Linked DNA regions of Homo sapiens: region 1 is linked to region 2. The links are chromatin loops, found by intact Hi-C in ENCODE. Cell type or tissue: HCT116. All regions are shown on one strand. Each heading gives the region's core, and the rest is flanking DNA. Links, peaks and the distances in the headings are about the cores only.

The links. A loop is a pair of places that touch in the nucleus more often than their neighbours do. Peaks named below come from ENCODE experiments on the same cell type or tissue, not always from the same donor. Only the 100,000 strongest peaks of a DNase experiment are listed, where the experiment ranks them.
Region 1: it touches region 2 in a loop (4-fold over the local background); 10 of 110 quality-filtered maps call a loop at or near these places.

What each region holds. Positions count from the first base shown.
Region 1 is chr5:136,418,634-136,429,402 of GRCh38, reverse strand. It overlaps the pseudogene HNRNPA1P13. Among named protein-coding and RNA genes, the nearest start is that of TRPC7, 58 kb to the right of the region's middle. In HCT116, for the core only: a CTCF peak has its summit at 4,324 (motif pointing right); a DNase peak (open chromatin) is centred at 4,352; H3K27me3 peaks cover 2,000 bases.
Region 2 is chr5:136,360,561-136,371,329 of GRCh38, reverse strand. It overlaps TRPC7 (transient receptor potential cation channel subfamily C member 7), which reads left to right and starts at 5,785. Exons shown (of 12, transcript NM_020389.3): 1 at 5,785-6,077. The coding sequence starts at 6,076. In HCT116, for the core only: a CTCF peak has its summit at 6,845 (motif pointing left); a DNase peak (open chromatin) is centred at 6,832; H3K27me3 peaks cover 1,407 bases.

The DNA.
Region 1 (10,769 bases), core at 952-8,951, 59 kb before region 2:
CACAGGATGGTATTTCTGAATGACAATCTTATCCACAGAGTCATGGTCATCAAAGGTTACAAAGGCAAAACCCCTTTTATTGCCACTGCTTCTGTCAGTCATGATTTCAATCACTTCAATTTCCCCATACTGTTCAAAATAATCTCTGAGGTGATGTTCTTCAGTGTCTTCTTTAAAGCCACCAGCAAGTATCTTTTTTACAGTTAAGTGGGCACCTGGTCTTTGAGAATCTTCTCTTGAGGCAGCTCTCTTTGGTTCCGTGTTTCTTCCATCCACCTTGTGTGCCTTGCATGCATGACTGCATCCACTCCTCTTCCGCAGTGGCATATGTGTCAAACCCAAAGCCCCTGGAGTGCTTGGTGTTTGGATCCCTCACTACCGCACAGTCCGTGAGCGTTCCCCATTGCTCAAAATGGCTCCTCATACATTCATCGGTTGTTTCAAAGCCCAACTCTTTGATGGAGAGCTTCTGCAGCTGTTCAGCCTCTTTAGGAGACTCTGACTTAGACACAATGACAGTCAGAAGAGGGACTTTAACAATATTTCCTCAGTGTCATCCACAGGCAGAAAGCTGTTTACCTTTTAAACGGTAAATGGTAGACATCCCATGGGGAGAGACATGAACTACATACAGAGTAAAACCATTTATACAAGGAAACTGACCCCTATAAATTAACAAGGAAACTAAATGAACTAGAAAGAACTTCCTATGTTTCCCGAGTTTCAAAAAGGAGTCTGTCCATCTGATACTAACCAAAGTCATAAATAAAATATTAGCAAATGGAATCCAGCACTGAGTTTAAATAATGAAAACTGATGTTAATGGCAGAATGTTTCCATGGTAGGAAATGCATTAATATAATTAATCACATCAATATATGGAGAGATAAAAGGAAATGACAGTTTTGATCATGGCAGAGTAGCTTCTACTGAGTGACTGAGATAGAAGCTCTGACTGCGGTGAGCCCAAGGGTGAATTAGATGAGGAATTGAGACAGCAGTTATAGAAGAGTCTTTCCAGGCTTGTAGGAAATAGCATAGGAAAGAGAGAGATGGGGTAGGAGCTTGAGACAGTGCACAGGGACAAATGATAAGTTAGGGTATGTGCCTTTTCAAGGTTTAAATATTAGAACATATTTATAGCCTGCAAGATAGGTGTCAATGTTGGGGGAATGTGTCAATATTAAAAAAGGGGAGGGGAAGGGAGGGGAGAGGAGGGGAGAGAAGGGAAGGGAAGGAAAGGGGGTGAACCTTCCAACTCTCAGTGAGTCTGATAAGGGGTTAAGAGCACAGACTCTAGAGCCAGACTGATGGGTTTGCATCCTGTCTCCATCATTTACTAGCTGCGTGTGACCTTGGGCAAAATACTTAACCTCTCTCTGCCTCATATACTCCCCTGCAAGGTAAAAATACTAATGATGCCTTCCTCATAGAGTTGCTATAGGATTAAATGAATTAATATTTTATAAAGTGCTTAGAACAATGTCTGGCAATATCTGTCAAATAAAACAAATAAAATATCTGTCTTCTACTAATTAATTATTTGTACTATTTGTTATTAATATTACCAGGTATAGAAAATGTATTATTGTATCTATTGTAGAATAGAAATTATTCCTTTCTGACTGGGTACAGAGAAAAGGATGGCAACAGGAATTGAAAAGATGCCAGATAATTAGAAGAAGAGTTGAGATCAAAGGTTGCCCATGCCACCTATGATCATCATGGAAGAGAGGCCGGATTCCCCGGAGTGTTGAAGGTGATGAGTCAGCCAGAAATCCCCAGATCCCACTCTGCCCCAGGATCATGTTGGCCATCATAACAAAACAAGGAAGGAGTGTGAAGGAAGAAGAAGTCAGAGCAGAATAAAGTGGCACCTGGGGTGAAGAGAGAGCCCAGGAGAAGAGCCAGGTGGTTAAAGAAGGACCTCCATGTTTGTTCCTTTATGCTTCCATATTATTTGAATCTTTGATAATGAAAATATGTCAATATAATATTTAGGCAGCTAAAAGAATGAATAAAGTGCAAGATGTAACTATCCAGGGAAAGCGAGAAAGGGCACACAGGAAGATCTCCCTGTATTGTTTTGTACAGCTGTATGTGAATCTATAAGTGCATCAGTAGAAATTTCAATTTAAAAAAAAAAATGATAGTGTGTTCTTGGGGGGAAAAAAATCCCTACACTGTCTTCCTCACTGTAATCTCAACCACCACATCAGGGGGACACAGGAGTATATATTTTATATGTAGAAATTAAAATTATGACAAAAGGCACACTTCTGTCTGTGCATAATATATCATGGACCAGGCAAAGTGACTGAAGCAAAGGATATTCTGACAGGCGCTTGAGGGGGAAAGGCCGGCAATCAGCCTCTCAAGGGCCTGTGAGAATATCCTTTGCTTTGGTCTCTTTGCCTGGTCCATGTGTTTTTTTGGGTTTTGTTTTTGTTTTTTGTTTTGTTTTGTTTCGTTTTTTAGCTCAGAATGTTGGTGTTGTCAGTGTGCTAAGAACTGAGCAGCATGTAAAGGTGGACAAACAGGAGCCCAGTTCACAGTATCGACAGATGAACACATTTGTCATGTGTTCATGACAGCACAACCTAGTCACTAAGAACAGGGGTTTTATTAAAAGGCAACCTTTAGATTCTAATCTTTCTACTGCCACTTACTACCTGTGTGGCTTTGGGCAATTTTCTAAACCTCTCTGGGCCTCTATTTCCTCATCTGTAATAATTAGACTATTACTGTATCACCTTATTTGAAAGAAGAAATGTCGGGAGTCTTCATGATAAGCATGGCAATTAACAAGTATGTTGATATTGACTACTCTCAAAACTTTTTGAAGATAATAGTTAAGGAACAAAGGATGTATTACATGCAAGCCCAAAGAAAACAGAGTAGGCAAAAGGGGAGAGTGGCATCAACAAGATTTTTGGAATATCGAAAATTGCTGAAGTAACAAAGTAACAGACCAGACTGAACAGAGGAAGTTGAAACCTAAAAATGTCTACCCAGACTTTCTTGTAAAATCCAAGTATAAAAGAATTAAAAGGTATTTTGGCAATCAAGGTTCTCTCTTTAAAATGGGACCTAAGACTCAAAGAACAGCAACTTGCTCAGGGAGACATGGCAGCAAGAAGCAGAGCTGGAACGAGACCAGATTAGATCATGACATGCCAGAGAGAAGCAGCAGCATGTGCAAAAATATGGGTGCAAAGTGTGACCAGTCATGCTGCAAACTGCAAGTCACTTCATTTGGCTGGAGTAGCAAGGGCATGAAAAATACGAAGAGGAAAGGGGCCTGACTGTACTGTGGACACCTGTTACACACTGTTTAACCATTACTAGAACCCAACCAACAACCAGCTCTGGAGTCTTTCTGGGGGAGCCTGAGCAAGATACTGCAACCCACTGAGCCGTCTTCCTGGTCTGGCTGCTGATGACCTAACTCAAATCCTAATGCTTTGCCATTAGGTATTTCTTCTTCCTTGATATGATATCTAAGCAGGAATGTCCGGTGCACTGACCAAAGTCAGGATCTTCTGTTTTTCCTAGTCTGGGGCTATAGAAGTCTGCAGGAAGATTACTGAGATGGGAAGAAATGAAGAGGGAAGAAAGGAACTAGATGGAGCACTTCAGCATCTCCACAGCCAAATAACCTTGGCAGACTGTTTGATTTTTCCAGAAAGTATCTGCAAAGGCAGAGACGCACTGCAGAAGACAGCGACATGAAGGAGGCCACTTTTGATATCTTGAAACTAGTGGAGGTTCAGAATGAATTTGCTGCTCCTCTGGCCCCAGGTGACAGAGCTGTTGGAAGCCTGAACGGAGTTCAGCAAATTAATCTTGCATATTTTATGGGTCCTGAATGCTGCATTCCTGATGTTGATTACCGACTCCACCAGTGAAGGGGGGATTTGTTTTATGGTGATTTCAATTACAGATAACTGTTATACCCAGAATCACACAGCAGCTGCTTGTAAACCAGAACTTGATATGAACGCAGGCTGTCGAAGGCCAAGGACTGCCCAGAACATGCTTTTAATTTAAAGCTGATGAGAAATAGCTGTTTCTAGAGAAAGAAGTTCTGTTCTTTTCATGTTTTGTGTGCTTTGAATTCAGTATAACACAGAAATGAAATATGACAGCATTCATGCTTAATGCGCCTTTCTGGTTTTCTACTGGGGATAACCGGGATTTTAATATTGTTATCTGGTGGGCAGAGAGAAATGACCTAGCAATCCTGACACCCCCAACTTGGATTCTCTGCGTTATAGAATAGGTTCCTGGCTTCATGCAAGGGACTCGGGAGGATGCCTATGCATGACACCTAGAAACACCAGGGGGCGCTGCAGGGTGGCAAAGGGCCTTCAGGCATGCAGGCTGTCTAGGCAATGAAGGCCTTTTTCCTTGTCATGCTTGGCGACTGAAAGACAGCCTTCCTCTGCTTAAGCCACCAATGTGTGCATAGCCAAGGGCAGCAGGCTAAGCATCTCCATTTGAGAGACCAAGTCTCAGGCAAGTGGTAGCCCCATCGCAGAGGCCTAGAGCATCACAACTGCAAAGGAGCAGGCGTTTAGTATAACCCGGCATTTCACTGAGGGGAAACTGAGGTCGTGGGGGCAGGTCAAGGTAACAGGAAATTGGAATCTCACCTTGGACTAAAATCAGACTTCAGTGCTAATTTCAGAAACCCATTATTTTCATTTTCTTACTGATTCCTCATACCAGAGTCTGAAAAGGCAAAATGTTTGAACCTTTCATCTCTTACATTTTCCATCAAATCATCTTGAAGAATGCCACACTGTTGGGTTCTCTTTTCTGTTTTAAAAACCTGGTGGTCAGCCCTGTAGGTATCCCGCCCCAGGAACAATGGTTTACAGTAAAGGAGAATGACAGACTCAGCCCTGTCACCCTCCAGTGCCAGTGTGTGTAAGTGTACAGAACAAATTTATTTCCCTGTGTCTACACTTGCATAGGTTTGACCCTGTGCACATAAGTCCTAACCCCTCCCAGCCTTTTTCTTTCTGGTCCAAAGAGTACTCCCTGCATTTTCCATTCCACAGGCCTGGCATGAATCCCACACACTAATATAATTAATTTTAATTTTTATAAAGAAAAACAACGTATTGTTGAGATTTGTGGGGATCCCCATGGAAACCAGGAATCCATATCCTCACCAACCCATGACACACATCAAAGTAACTATTTTTATACCTAAATGATTAGCATTTAAGCCCTGTTTATAGAAATCTCTCTAGCAAATTCCCAGTAATTGCTCCAGGCTCTTCCTCTCAGACCTCCTTGTCTGGCCAGACACAGCTGCTGCTTCTTCCTAGTCTGGCTGCTGATGACCACATCATCCCAGCTTTGGGATGAGGACATTTTGCTTTTCAATTTCTCATTGCACAGATTTAGGGAAGCATACATCTTCCCAAAAGGCAACTCCATTCTCCTGGAGCTGGCCATTGCAAAGGCCCATGGGCTCTGCCTCACACAGAGTGTGTAGAGAGGCTGGTCCTTGTGCACCTCCCAGCCTGTCCCCGATGGCGGGACCTGACTCATCGCCTCCACCAGGATGCTCCAGACATCTTCATGCACATTGTCTCCCAAGCCCCTCTGCACTCTTGGCCCCAGATTAGGAACATAGTCCTTCTATACCCTCTATCCAATGCCAGCAACCCTCCTGCTCTAGAATTAACTTCTTCTCAGGTTGACAATGGAAACCTCTACTTCCTCAGGAAGCCACCCGCAAGTGCACCCTGGAAAAAAAAGTCATAAAACCCAACAGTATCTGGCTTTTTACTACAATAAATAACAGCCCAAAGCTGGGTATGGTGGCTCACGCCTATAATCCCAGCAATTTGGGAGGCCAAGGCAGGCTGATGACCTGAGCTCAGGAGTTCAAGACCAGCCTGGGCAACATGGTGAAACCTGTTTCTACAAAAAATACAAAAAATTAACTGGGCGTGGTGGTGCACACCTGTAGTCCAGCTACTTAGGAGGTTGAGGTGGGAGGATGGTTTGAGCTTGGACGGCAGAAGTTGCAGTGAGCAGAGATCGTGCGTACCACTGCACTCCAGCCTAGGTGACAGAGCCAGATCCTGTCTCAAAAAAATAAATAAATAAAATAACAGCCCAAGAACTATAACAATGGTCCAATCTACCCTGCCTAAGCTTGACCCTGGTCCTGTTCATAGTCTTTCCTCACCGGAAAGAGATGAGTTCAGACAGGTGCCCCTCTCGCCCTCATCTGGTCCTAGCTCCCTTCTTCTGTCAGCAGATGCCAGAGTGAGAAGACACATGTGTTTTCTAACACTGGGCATGGGCAGGTCAAACACAGAGGTAAGAACAAAACAGAATGAAACTGAACAAGCTCCAGCTCAGAGAGGACACACTGCCAGCATTACCAGCTGTCTTTTCAGAACAGAACACTCAGAATCTCAGTTTGTAGGACTTCCATTTTGTTGTTTGGTACATGTGGGAGCTTCCCCAAGAAAAATGAGGTGGTTTTTAATTACCCAACATCTGCATGACTGGAAGCCCCTCCCAACCCCACCGGAGAGAGTGCTTGCGGAAACGTAGGAGGATCTACCCCCAAAGACAAGTTGCAGTGTTCATTCAAAAATGTGGAAATTGCCTTCAACTCCTCAAATGGCAGCATCTCCAACTTCTAAAAAATATATAGTACCTGCCATATAGTACCAATGCATACCTCTGATGCATTCAGAGGACCCTCTCAGTGCAGATACCAACATGGATGTTTCTAGGCTTCTTAATCCACAAGGGGTTCTCTGCAAATGCAGCTATGTTTAAAAAAAAATTAAGACAGGGAACAGCATGATCAAGTATTAAAGTACAGTTTTTGGTAAATTGAAGCCTTTAGGGGAAAATGATATAATAAACATGATGGCCCAACTCAGCACATCAGTTCTTTGAAAATGCTTCGATTTTTTCTTTCCAAATAAAGAAGTGGACTTCCGGACCCAAATTAGTAAGAGATAAAAACCTACTATTGTATTATGAACAGCCAAGAAAGGGTGAGTTCTGCATTCAACAATGCGCGAAATATTAAGAGGGCACTCACCTAGTTTCAGGCACAGGAGAGTAGAATCTCACCATTGAGACCACACTACCATGTGATTTGAGTCAAGGCCACCCTGTGAGCTCCACCTCTACTTCCCCTGGTGCCATCATTTCTCTGGGCAGCACCATACTACTGGACATATCAGTGGCTCTGAAGGCCCCAGTGCCAAACCCAGATGCTGCTGCTCTCTGAGAGGTCCCTGGGTGCTCAAAATCGCAAAAGATCATGAAGAGGTGTGTGGGGAGTGGCATGGTTTATATGCTCTTGGAGGCGGGGTTCCTATGCTCTCAGAGGGGCCCAGAAGCAATGTTCCTTGGTCACTTCCCTTAGAGCCCCCTCCAGCAGCCTGCTCACCACAGACCTCAGTCATCCATCAGACAGAGCACAAGATCAGAGATAAACAAGGAAGAAGGTCTTTTCATTGGATAACACTTGACACTTCTCAAGTTTGCCCTGCCTGGTTCCTCTGCCGTTAGGATAAGTTCTCTCCAGGAGGCTCCTTAGTGCCTGGTGCAATGAGAATTTCGGCTGGCTCACTTCCTGATCTAACAGATACACCAACTTGTGCCTGATGCCCAGTGGGCATTAAGCTCCATGCCCCCCAGACATAGATGACACACCAGCCTGGAGGGTAGAGCTACTATGTCTGCCCTGTGCAGTCATCCAAAATGTGCCCACACTCACTGGCCTCCTGCTTCTCATTTTAGTACCCATTTCTATCTCAGGGCATGACATCTGTTGGTGGAATTGACTATTGTTTAACGATAAGGTTCAGAACTCAACAACCAGGATGGCGAAGAAGATGGCTGGCCGCTGGGGCATCCCTTCTGCCAGCTGTTGGGACTGCATGCCTTAGGACCCTCTTCAAAGGGAGGATGAGAGCTGCTCATTCTCTTACTCCTCTCTACTGATTCTCTGTGAGCCACAACTTACATTGGTTGCTGCCTCGGGAAGAGTTGAGATCCTACATGGATCCTCACCTATATGGTGAACTGAGCACAGTGCCTGGCACACAACAAGCCCTGACCCAAGCATGCCCACTCTCCAACATGTCCATTCATCCAGAGAGCTCTTGAATTTCTTAAGCCCTCCTGGGTAACATATACATGCAGTCCCAGGCTCAAGGAACTTAGAATATAAGAGATACACAGACAAAGCTGCAGAAACCCTTACTGAGATAAATATCAGAAGACATCTTCAAGGAAAGCAACTTCCAGTGTAGCCAGAATATTCGCCTTAGTGCAAGCATAGCCACGATCCTGGGCATGTGCTTTCAGACCCTGTTTCATCCATTTCTTTGATGAATTTAATTTTGCCCCTTTTATTGATGAGATCTGGGTGCACTTTAGTTTCTGCCTGGGTTGACAAGGAAATGAGTTGATGAGGTATAATCTTCCAATAAAGAAAGTACATATGGGAGCATATGTTAGCTCCGTAAACCAACAATCTCCATTGTAACCATTGAATGATTATTTCCTATCTTTCCTCAAATGCTCCATGGGGAAGCTCTCAGCAGGAGGGACAGAGTGAGAGGATGGAAATCAGCCCTGAGCCAAAGCAAACACTCTCTTTCTTTGCTTCTCTTGCCAATGTCACTAAATTTATAGATGGCATAATTGGAAAGCTCGGCTTTTAGCCAAGTGTTGTTTTCTGAAGGGGTCAGGGGTGGGGGAGCAATAAAAATGTTAATTGCTCTACACGCAAGCTCAAGGCCAGCTGCCCCCTGCTCCTATGCCACATCAATCATTGCAGCCCCTAGTCCTACCCAGAGATGAGGCTTCTCTAGTAGAACTCCCAGTAAGAGGAATAATCCACACTGACCTCCTCAGGGGCCTGCAGCTTCTGACTGCAAGATAAACATTTGCAATATGGGCCTTATATTATTTCCAAGGCTCTGGAAACTCCATTCTCCAACTCAGAAACCGAGGGTCACTCTGTTTCTGAGAGTGCAGAATGAAGCAGTGTTGGACCTACTAAAGCAACAGTCCCACAAAGACAGAGACCCCCACCTGTGACTGCTAGATCCCGAGCCCCTGGCACTGAGAGAAGCACAGTAAATATTCATGGTCTCTCCCCTCTGGCTACTACCTTCACTTCTTCCCTCATCCCTCTACCCATAGACAAAGACAGAGAAACACAGATACACCCAAAGACTCAGCCAGACACCTAACAGGACACATGCACACAACATAATACAGGCACACACACACTACACGTTCACATATACCCCTTTCCCCCACTTCCCCATGCACACACACACAGAGACAACTTAACCTTAATAACAAAATGTAGGGCTAGAATTACCATTACTTATTTCATCAGCTTGATGCTCCACTTTCCTAGTGAAAATACAGCAATTTATACCGTGTAGGGGGGTGAGTATTTTGTTTCATTTATCTCCCAGCTTCATTGGCCATTAGAGTTTTTCTAAGGCCAATCTCTTCATTTTTAAAATGGGAACTCAGAGGCCCAGATAGGAAGGGAGGCTGCTTAAGTGAATTAGAGAGGGTCAGGAATGAATATGGTTCTTTGTTTCTTAAGCTAAGTGATCCCGAGTTCCTTCTTGTGATGTCTCAGCCATTGTGCCCACCTTGGCCAACCTGGTAACAAAAGGGACTACCATTTATTGTGTCTCCCAATTCCCAGACATGGGACTAGGCCCTTGGCACGTGTTATCTCTAATCTCAATGTCAACACTTCGGGGTACATGCTATCATCTCCATCTCAGCACTAAAGAAACCAAGGTTCAAGGAGGCAAAATATTCAGATGAACCACATGAATCTGTCAATATTCATCATCATCCAACAAAAATGGCAAATTAATAATTTTCCACAAGCCTCAGAGCAGGTAAGTGGCTGAGCCACATTGTGCCTCCAGAACCCTTTCCCCTCTCTTGCAGCCTCCCAGGTATACAGATCAGCCTCCAGCTCCTCTGACCCCGACACTGGCCTGTGAGCCAGGCCTGCACTGTCTACCTCCTCGCCTTGGCAGACCCTGCTCACTGACCACTCCATCACAGCTGTCTCCTGTCTTTTCTGTTTTTTTTTGTTTTTTGTTTTTTTTTTTTGGAGACAGACCCTTGCTCTGTCACCCAGGCTGCAGTACAATGGTGCAATCTCTGCTCATTGCAGCCTTGACCTCCTGGTCTCAGATGATTCTCCCATCTCAGCCTCCTGAGTAGCTGGGACCTACAGGCATGAGCCACCATGCCTGGTTAACTTTTTAAAATTTTTTGTAGAGATTAAGTTTCACTATGTTGCCTACGCTAGTTTCAAACTCCTGGCCTCTAGTGATCCTGCCTCTTTGGCCTCCCAAAGTGCTGGGATCACAGGCATGAGATAACGTGCCTGGACTTCCCTGTCTTTTCTGATCTCAGCTCCTTCTGCTTTGGAACTTTTCCTCTCTCATCAGGACTCTGACTGTTGCTTTGACTCTTCTTTTATCCATGAGGACAGCTTGTGCCCACACTGACCCTACGCTGTCTACACAGGTCCAGACAGCTTCTCTCCTTTCCTGGACTGTCTCTCCTGGACTGTCGGAGCCTCTTGAGCACTTATGCTTCACATTTTTTTTGAAGTTTACTTTAAGCTTAGACACTGCCTTGGCTTTAAAAATATGTCCAAATGATTTGATATTCCAGCTTTCAAGAGGTGAAGTTTAACTCCCCTCCTTCTGATTGCA
Region 2 (10,769 bases), core at 1,859-9,858:
ACATGTTGGCTAGTTCCTATAGCATTTTTGGGAAATTGTCCCTTTCCTGACTTAATCAGGTTTAGAACATCCTCTGCTATATTATGGCTCTATGGATATTAATGTCAACTCAGACCCTGAGTACAACTTAACCTTAGTTACAGGCCTTGTGGGCAGGAAGGAATGTAGTATAGACTCTGGGCAGGCATGTGTACCTCATGGGGGTGAGACCTATATAATGTATTCCACGAGGTGACAGCTGCTAGCTTTTAATATGGATGGATGGACCATGTCTTCAGGCTCAGAGGGTTCAGATGTACAGTTGACCCTTGAACAACACAGATTCTAACTATGTGGGTCCACTTATATGTATTATAGATTTTCTTCAACAAAACATAGCTCAAAAATACAGTATTCAGAGGATGTGAAGCCCACATATATGAAGGGCTGACTTCCTATATGCAGATTCCATGGAGATGACTGCAGGATTTGAGTACGAACAGATTTTGTATATTTGGGGGTCTTAAAACCAATCACTCTAGTGATTGAGGGTCAACTGGGAGACAAAATTTTCTGAGACATCATGTAGATATCTCTATCTCTTTAGAGTTCTGGACTTTCTTAAACATGGTGATAATCTGACATGACAGACCATCCTTAGATGGCCATTTGGTTATCTGTGAAATTCAGTCACTCTGAATATGATTTCTCAGGCTGAGACTTTGACTTTCTATATTCTCCCAACAGAGTTTTTAAGAGCTTCTTTGCAACCAAGATGTCCTCCAGCTTTTACACCTGGAATTCTATTGCCTATTACGCATCTTCAGCTACTCATCTTTCTGCCGAATATCGGTGGCATTTAATGATAGCTATCCAAAGCCATTGTGCTTGTCATTATTATTTCTCTGGTGAGTTTCAAATGCATATTTTCCACTTACCAATGCATTCTCTTCCACAAGCATAACATCCCAATTCACCACAGGTGAAAACTTAAATGGACCATCACCTTGTTTCATGGGCCATCTGTGCTCCATTTATGACCAGTGATAGGGTCAGCGCCAACTACATGGTGGCAATCCAGCTCAAACATCCCATTTTATCACCTAGTTGCTCAATCCATTCCTGATATCAATTAATACAGGTTAGGTTTTCCAGAAGTAGACACTGATATAGAGTTTAAGGTGAAAAATATTCATTAAGGTTCAACATTTTTAAAAGGAAAAGGGAGGAAGCAGTATTGGGGAGAGGAAGAAATCAAGCTATGATAATGTGGGCAATATAGCAGCAAGCCCTGGAAAGAGTATTGCACGTAAGCATGTTCCTGAAATGGTCTGTATTCTCTCACCTTGCTCAGTCACAAAATACAGTCTATCCTGCAAAGGGTGTGGCCCTGGGAAAGGTGGCTCTTTGTACCTGAGGCACACCCTGAAGGATATGGCAGCTGGAGGCTATCCACTGACTGCCATTCCTGCACACTTCTTTCATTGAAGGAGGATTTCCATTCTGACCACACCATCTTAAATCTTTTTTTAAAGGCAGAATACAAATGTCTTAGTCTGTTTTCTGCTGCTGTAATAGAATACCACAGACTAGGTAATCTATAAAGAAAAGAGATTTATTTGGCTAATAATTCTGAAGGCTGTGAAGTCCAAGATCAAGGGCCACATCTGGTGAGGGATTTTTTTACTGTGTCATAACAGGGCAGAAGGCACCACATGCAAAGGATTGTCCCTTGGTGAAAGGCAAAAGAGTAAGCTCAAGAGACAGAGAAGGAAGCTGGACTCCCCCAGTAACCCACTCCCAGCATAAAGGTGTTAATCCATTTATGAAGGTGAAGCTCTCGTAAATGAATCACCTCTTAAAGGTCCCACCTCTTAATACTATTACAATGATAATTAAATTTCAACATGAGTTTTGGAGGAGACATTTAAACAATAGCAATCAATAAATATTTCATATGGGTTTCAGTTTGCTTTTGTAAGAAACCTTTAATAGGTTACAAGCCAATTATAGCTTACATAAATCCTGTAAAAGCATAACCATTGAAATCTGCAGTTATAGCCCAAACTGAAAGATGAATAATTTTTCATAAAACACATAAATAGGAATAGAATTAAATTGGCATCATTCTTATCATCACTTTGAGACATAGTGCTATTTCCAGTCACTCCCTGTTTGTAAATAAAAACACAATTTTTCATTACTTGAGAACAGTCTACAGCACAAAATTTTTCCCCAGATTTTGTGCTCACTCTAAAGAAGATTTACGGTGATGCTGTCATTAATCAAAATGAGAGAGATCTACTTTTTAAGTGGGTTCAGTATAGTGGCTTCTAGCAATTTCAGCCAGAATTTTTCTATGGAAACTGATTTACATTAATTCCTTAAATCTAATGCCTAAGAAGTCTGCTCAATATATTTCTATCTAGGAGAAAGAGCCAGACCTGACTAATAACCACACAAAGTTGCATAGACTTAAGGAACATTCTGAGAGGGGAGAAAAGGGAGAATGAGTCTCCCAAAAGATTCATTTATTTGAAATAAACCTTCATATTCATGGCTTTGGTTTCTAAAACGACCTAGTCATTCAATAGACAATAACAGTGTTTCCCAAAAGTGTGATTTATGAATCATCTGCATCAGAATCACTTTAGGTTCTTAAGGAGATAAAGTGCTTATTTTTCTAGGGAACGAGAAATTTGTATGTTTATATTTTTAACAGGCTAGTTAGGCGATACTGGAGCACACAAAGTCTGAGAACCACAGATCAATAGTATGTTCACTGTTCAGTCACAGGGTGAGTTGTTAAGCAATAGTGAAAGCTGACATAGGCTGAGCTCTATGTGCCAGGCTCTGCTGTAAGCTCTTCATGTGTGTTGTCTCATTTTATCTTCGCTATAATTCTACAAGTGAGAAACTGTTGTTACTTTCATCTCACAGGTGATAAAACTTAGGGACACACTTGGGGAATAGGAAATTTGGAATTAAAACAGAAAATTTTACTAGAAGCTGTACACACTCTTAACCACTAAATTCTACTGTGAGCCTATGTTGGGTTGAGACTGGGAGATGCAAAACTCAAGTCCTTATGCAGGAAATTTAGACATCCTCTAGTCCAAAAGCTGAGCACCTTCTGAACTTTCACTGTTGATAGTGAAGTCCTAATTACTTCTGTGTTTTATATATTGAAAATGATAATTTGATATGGATGCAACATTTTTTCAGATTACAAGTATTTGCCCCATTGAACCAAATATCTGTGTATGATATGCTCTGGAAATGATAAAGTACTCCAATTATAAGGATCCCGAAGATTGGATCCTTTGCAAAATGTCATCTTATCACTTTTGAAGAGCTGTCTGGCCTGACTCTGACTTGTCTTCAATTAATGAATACATCTATAAAACAATTAACTCATTTCTTTTCTCTCTCATACATATATATATGTGTGTGTGTATGAGAGATATAAAATATATATATATATATACATTTGACTGTCATACCATCATTGGCACAACTTTCTGAAATATGGTTTAATTTTTTAATGAGCTTATCAATACTGAAAACAAGGACATTATTCATGTCAGAGTTTTATGAAAATACACTCTTGGCTGTTTATTAAAAACAGAATATAATGAGACTTCAATTCCGTCATTAACTAAAAGCCATAAACCAGTATTCTTTTAAAAGTATTGTATAATTAAGAGTTATCTCATTCTACACTACTTCACTAATCATGATGATGAGGATCCCAATCAAAAGGATATTATCACTTGTCAGAGATAATCTTCTAACTTTGTGGTTGTGTAAGACACTTTTATTGGCTTCACATTTATATTTTGTTCCACTTCATTGCAATACTAAAGAGCTCTTAATTCATTAGCATTTTATTCAAATGCATTAAATCTACTTGTTTCTGATTCTAATAAAAAATAAAATTTCTGTATCCTTCAAGCCTGTAATTTTTTTAAGAAAGCCTTGATATTAGAAAATTTCTTTTTAGAATGGTATTTTATCCAATGAAACATAATTATTAATATTGTAAAACTTGCGTGGAGGCTTATAAGAATAAAATGCATTTGTTGCCAGTCTTTTTGGAGGGTTTTGTTGTTGTTGTTGTTTGTTTGCTTGCTTTTCAAGACAGGATTTCACTCTGTCACCCAGGCTGGAGTGCAGTGGCATGATCTCAGCTCACTGCAACCTCAGCCTCCTGGGTTCAAGTGATCCTTATTCCTCAGCCTCCCAAGTAGCTGGGACTACAGGTTCACACTACCATGCCCACAACTAGAGAACTACCTTAACTTCTATTGAGCAAGCAGAGGAGAAAGAACATTCAAACTGGGTCGAGTATTGTGGCTTATGCCTGTAATCCCACCCCTTTGTGAGGTCGAGGCAGGAGGATAGCTTTAGCCCAGGATTTCGACACCAGCCTAGGCAACATAGTGGGACAAGGTCTCTACTAAAAAATTAAAAATTAGCCAGGTCTGATGGTATGTGCCTGTATTCCCAGCCACTGTGGAGGGTGAGGCAAGAGGATCACTTGAGCCTGGGAGGTCAAGGCTACAGTGATCCGTGATTGTACCACTGTGAGACCCTGTCTCAAATTTTTAAAAAATTAAAACGAACTTTCAAACTTATCATGCACACCTTAAATGCCAGCTCTTTGGAGTTATTTGTACATGATTTTTCAATTAATTATCACCACGACAATTGGTAAAAGGCATTATAAACCCTATTATTACCAACCATTCACATATGAGAAGACTGAGATTCAATAGGTTAAGTGTTATGTCTAAGGTCACACAGTTAATAAGTGAATCAAAATCCCAAGGTCTTTTCCCACATATCATGTTATCTTCAGAGAAAATACTAGTAGCATATTAACAAACCAATGCAATCTCATTTGGATGTAAAACTAGAATGGTCATGTGTACAATACATTATAAGCAACTCCTTAGCCCTAAGTATTGCAAGTGCACACAGCAACAGTTTTACAGAGTGTCAGTTATTAAGCTGTGAGTTGATTTCAGAAAATAACCACTCTGATTTATTGGTAAGTAACCCAGGTAGATTGTAGAAGCAACTGTGGTTTTTCATACACAGGCAATATTTCAGTTAAGACGGTTTCTTTCCAATGATGTCATTAAAGTACCTCAGTGTTTAAGAATCATAGACCATTTGGTTACATAGCAATTGGTGAGCGTGGGAACTGTTGGGGAAATGGTATTTTGGATTGAGAATTTCGTTTCAAAAAATGGAAAGTTGCAAATGAAAGCTAACCCTTTTAGTCTTGTTACTAATGTGAGACTTGTTCTACACCACTGACCTCTTCCTGATCCTAGATAATGCTAAAAGATCATGAACCAAAATAGTAAAGTTGGAAGATACATCACTCACAGAAGACAAAGTGTGGTGTGGTGATGAGACTTACGGAAGAAAACTACTTCTATCGCTCTTTAGGCTTCTCTGGTTTTAGTTTTCTTCTTAACCCCCTCCCTCTGTAAACACACAGACACAACAGGTAGGAAACCAGCTCATTCCTCATTCCTCATTCCTCATTTGTTTAAACCAATGAATATTCTGCCTCAGAAGTCAGAACATGCTGCCTTATATAACGAGGTGTGTGTGTGTGTGTGTGTGTGTGTGTGTGTGTGTGTGTGTGTGATGTACTATTCTGGGGCAGAGGAAAGGGCAGGTAGAAATCCTGAGGAGCTATGGCAGGAAGAAAGAGTTGCTACCTCCCTTTCAAGCTACGTCGGGGAGAGGGGGTGGGGACTATACCAACCCATCACCACGCCGCATGCCACTCTCACACAGATGCTTCTCCGTCATGTTCTCTGGGAAATTTCCCCCCGATTAGGAAAAGGACGGTAACACGGTTCTGCCTCGGAAGGCGAGTTTTTACCACTGCAACACAAAGAACAGAGGAGCGCGCTTTCACATCGTTGCAACTTAACTCACTTGACCAGCTCTATACTTCAGCACCACGGAGAGCGGTACATCCTTGGCTACCACCCATGGGGAGCCAGCTTCTGGCGACTCAACACCGGATTCCGGTCATCTAGAGGAGGAACAAGCCTGCGTATTACACCCTCAATGTAAGCAGCTATGATGGTTCTTTCATATTGATTTTTTTTTCCAGTAGAGGTTGTGTTCTCGCTAAAATATGTAATTGAACTTTCATTTATCAGCCTTCTTCCTCTAGTGCACTGCTTAGATTTTTAGATGGATCTGAGATCTTTCTTATTTGTTGAGTTGGTAGAAGAAATTTTTTTTTTCTTTTATAGAATGTCTAAGTTTTCAAAGCCATTTAGAAACGGACAACTCATGTCGGTAGCCTATTCCTTTTGTGCTAGAGTAATATAGTTTTATTCCTAGATGAGTGTATAGGTGTTGTCTCTTCTTTCCCTTCACTACTGACAGCTTTCTAATGTATTTATGTGGTTGTATTTATCATAATATAAATATAGGGGTGAGAGAAGGGAGAGGGTTATATTCTAATAAGTAGCCACTGTTAAAGAACTACAGGTGGCAAGAAAGAGATTGTCATTTTTCTTTTCTTCTTGTTGAAAATATGGTCTGAGCTATGTATCTCCTTTAGACATCCATTTCAAAATAACAAATATGCTCCTAATGAAAGAGGTGTAATCTAGGCAGAGCTTTGAAACTCTCATAATCTCCCCTTTAAGTTTGAAGTTGTAAATTCATTTACCTATGATTGAGTAGACACAACCAAAATGCTATTGCTATTAATTATAATTTAGAGGCGTAATGGATTCAGGGTAGACTCAGAAAAGGCAATAATGATTGACCCTGTCTGGTGGCACTCAGTGAATTTTTGCCTCAGAATGCCACCTGCTGGTGGGTCTTATTTCTGAAGCACCGAGTACACATCAAATTTATGAATGAATTCACATTAAATCCAGAATATTCATTATGGATGTGATGCAAACCCAATCTCCAAGATCTTTTTAACAATGACATTGATTCAATTATTTAAAAGCTTACCAAACTTCTATGTCACAATTACCCTTTCATAAATATTTATTTCCAAAAACACTTGCTCCTAAACTTAGGTGCATGTAGACTAGATAACTCCTTTAGGCAGTAATTAACCCAGAAAAAAATCAGAACTATGTGGAGCCTCATTGAGGCTAATTGCAGAATGCATGCGGTATCTTGGATGAGAGCTACCAGGAGCTCTTGCTTAGTAAAGGCAATCAACATTTCCCTCCATATAAATATTAAGCATGTTACTTTTTTTCAGTATTGTCATTTCATAATATAAGGGCCTCTCTTTCTTTCTCAGTAGTAGATGTTTATTTCAGACTCTTATCATAGAGGTCAGTGAAATCATCAAAAGGTTACACATATCTATTTTATTTCAAGAAAAATCTTTTTTAAAAATAAAGCTATCAAAACTTGTTTCAGCTCCACCTGGAGCTATACACAATGAGATATAGACATCCAGTTTCATAACTTCCAACTTCCAAATAGGAAAATAAGGATTTTAAAAGTAAAAAGAAAAATAGAAGCACATACAAAGCACTAGTTATATTTGGATAGGTGGTACCTAGGACAGTTTGAAAAAACTGAGGATAACTTCTTCTCTAAATGATGTTACTTGGTAGAAAATAAATTACTAATAGAAACACTTATTAACATTCAGGAACACTAGATAATATTTTTATTCCAAGATGCAATGGAAAAACCATCCCACATTAGTAGAATTATTTGGAAAGTATATCTTAATATAAAACATTTTAATGAGTAAAAGAAGGATACTTTGCTTGTTTCCTGTAGGATTTAACTGGTGAAATGTATGAACTCGTGTATACCTTGGGGTAGTTAGGTATATATCTTTTTTTTCTTTTATTTAAAGTATATATGTTGTACAAGCAAATTATTATCAGTAGCTTAGATGGGAACTTAAATGCCTTAAACCCACAATTAATATATTTGTAATAAGTTAAATAGAGCTAATAATATCCAATTTCACTAGAGCACTTACAAGGCAATGATAAATAGTTTACGTTCACTATCTCACCTCAATTTCAACAGAAAAAGGAAGGTGATACTTAGAAATAAGTTGGATGCCTTGGGAAATATGTAAAAATTTTCAGGAGTAGTGTGAAGAAGTGAGAATGTCTCAATTTTCTGCTCAGTCACCAAGGGACATCATATGCCCTCTGATATTAGCTGCTTCATCTAGCAACTTATGGGCCATAATTTATAGTGGAGCTAATTAGAAACTGATTTTACTTAGGAATTCATACCTTATTTTAAATGTTGCCAGTCATAAGTAGGAAATAACAGTCATAGAATTATATGGCTCCTGCATTTTGTGAGAAGGAAGATGCTGGTAAACACCAACAGCTCCAGTGTACTGATCTTCTTAAATGATCAACCCAGATTCAAATATTTAGGAATGAATTAAGTTGATTGACCAAGCACCATATGCAAGGCATCAGGAGTACAGGGCACCAGGTGCATATGCCATATACACGAGTATTCCCTACCCTCAAGGATCTTGAACTCTAATGGAAAAAGTTATAGCCTAAAGAAACTCAGAAAAACAAAAAACAAAACAAAACAAAAAAACAGAAAGACAAAAAGAAGATGGCTGGCAGTGGCATACTAGCCAAAAGCACAAACTTTCAAAGCAGACAGACTAGATCCTTAATAGTGAGTCCACCACTGACACATTGTGTAGCTTCGGAAAAGTGGTTAATTAATTTGACCATCACTTCATCATCTGTTAAATGGGAATGACAATAGCACCTAAACCATGTAATAGTTTGTGAGAACTTAAAATGATAATGCATGTTCTCAAATGTGTCATGTTCGCTATACATTTCTAATCATTTTTGCTTAATGATTTATGTACTTACCTCCTTTTTTATATGTTTATATTTACAATTCATTCATCATTACATTGCCATTTGTCTTTACAGGCTGGCTTTATTGTGTTGAGTATCTATAATGTTAAATTTCTCTTTATATCTTATTTGAAAAATAAATGAATAAATAAATATAAATGACAATGTACATAAATTACTCAGCATGGTGGCTGGCACATGGTTAATGTGAAACAAATGTTAGTCACTATGATTAAATAGTCATTCAGGAAAATAGCTAACCTTATCAGAAGATAATTTATTTAAAACAGTAATTTATGTAAAGCACTTAGGACAGTGTCTACATGGTAAATGTGTAATATATGTTAAATATAACTATTGTATAGTCATTTAGAAAAATAGCTAAGCTGAGTATATCAATGTACAGTAAAATGTGAGACAATTCTAATAATTGTGTACCTAAGTGCATTGATAGGTAAGATTTTGATCATTATTGTCATGAACATTTGTATAAAGTGTTATGGTATCCAGGGCATTTGGTAGACATTATTTAATCCTCACTGTGCTCCTGAGGAACATGAGGAATGGGCTTTATTACTCCCTTTATTTTGGCAAGAGAACTGTGGTTTAGGAGAAGACTCCAAATGACTATTTCATCACTGTTGCTCTAGACTAATACTCAGAATATGTACTCTTGGGAGAAGATGCACAGATCAAAGCTGAGTTTTCCTGGGTGTTTGATCTGACTCCTAGATTCTGTTTGGTTCTATATCCAGTTGGGGAATATTACAGGCTGAATTGATTTTAAGCTTGGATAATTTCCATAGAGAATTTTGATGCATGTAGCATTTTAGAAAAGAGACAACAAATATCTCTAAAAAAACATTTTGATTAAGTGGCCTTTTCTTCTTCAGTAATTAACCACAATTTCTGTCTCCAAAAGGCTTTATGGCCATGCTCATCTGCAGCTGGACTTAGGGCACAAGATTTATACTTTTCATGGGTCAATGACATCTGGCTTCCTTCAGACTGGCTGATGCATCTGTAAGAGCAGCTTGATAAAAATAACAACTGAAGGATCAAGAGGGAGTTTAATAATCAGTCCTCCTCTCATATATGGTTTTGTTTCCGCTGGAATCCTTCTTCCAAATGACATCAAATGTTAATTGTATGCATTTCTGGAAAATGTAAAACAAAGTGTCTTAATTGGGGTATTTAATCACACATTATCTCAATAATATGTGCAAATAAAAATGTATTTGCATTCAAAGTTCATTTTTAAGAAAAATACTAAAATAAGGGCAATCAAATGCCAATTGCATTTTAGGGAGATTCATTTTGCTTATCATTGGCCCTAAAACTGTGATAAGATCTCCAGAGTTCATCAGGGCAGCACATCTGATTCATGAGTGTAAGCTTTGGCCACCAACTATTGAGAGACATGTGACTTTATCTTTCTGACACAGCATCTTTTGTGGATTCTTTCCAACCCGTGTGATATGTATAGCTAAAACATGAATATCTGTGATATCAAAATTAAATAGCAAGGATATGGTGGCTGAATATATTCACAAGTGCATAAATGTCTAAAAAGTATCATTAGAGGGATATTAGGGTAAGAGGGAGTCAGAGCTAATAAAAAGGCCACAGTGAGGTTAAAAGGCCTCCATCAATATCTGCATCAATTCTCATGGCTTCATAGTCTATTGTGAAGCCCCTCGCATTGGAAGCAATTTCACTGAGTAGCACATGCCATTATCTGCTTATATGCATACATGACTCTAAGGCTCATAAGATTTCATTTTTAATGCTAAATTCTGCTAGGAAAGGAACAGAATTGATGATTTTGTGAGCATCCAAATGTTTTTCAAGGCTGAGGTTTTAAAGGCTGCGAAAGAGTCTTGTTTATTTCTTACTACATCTGGGTGTCTG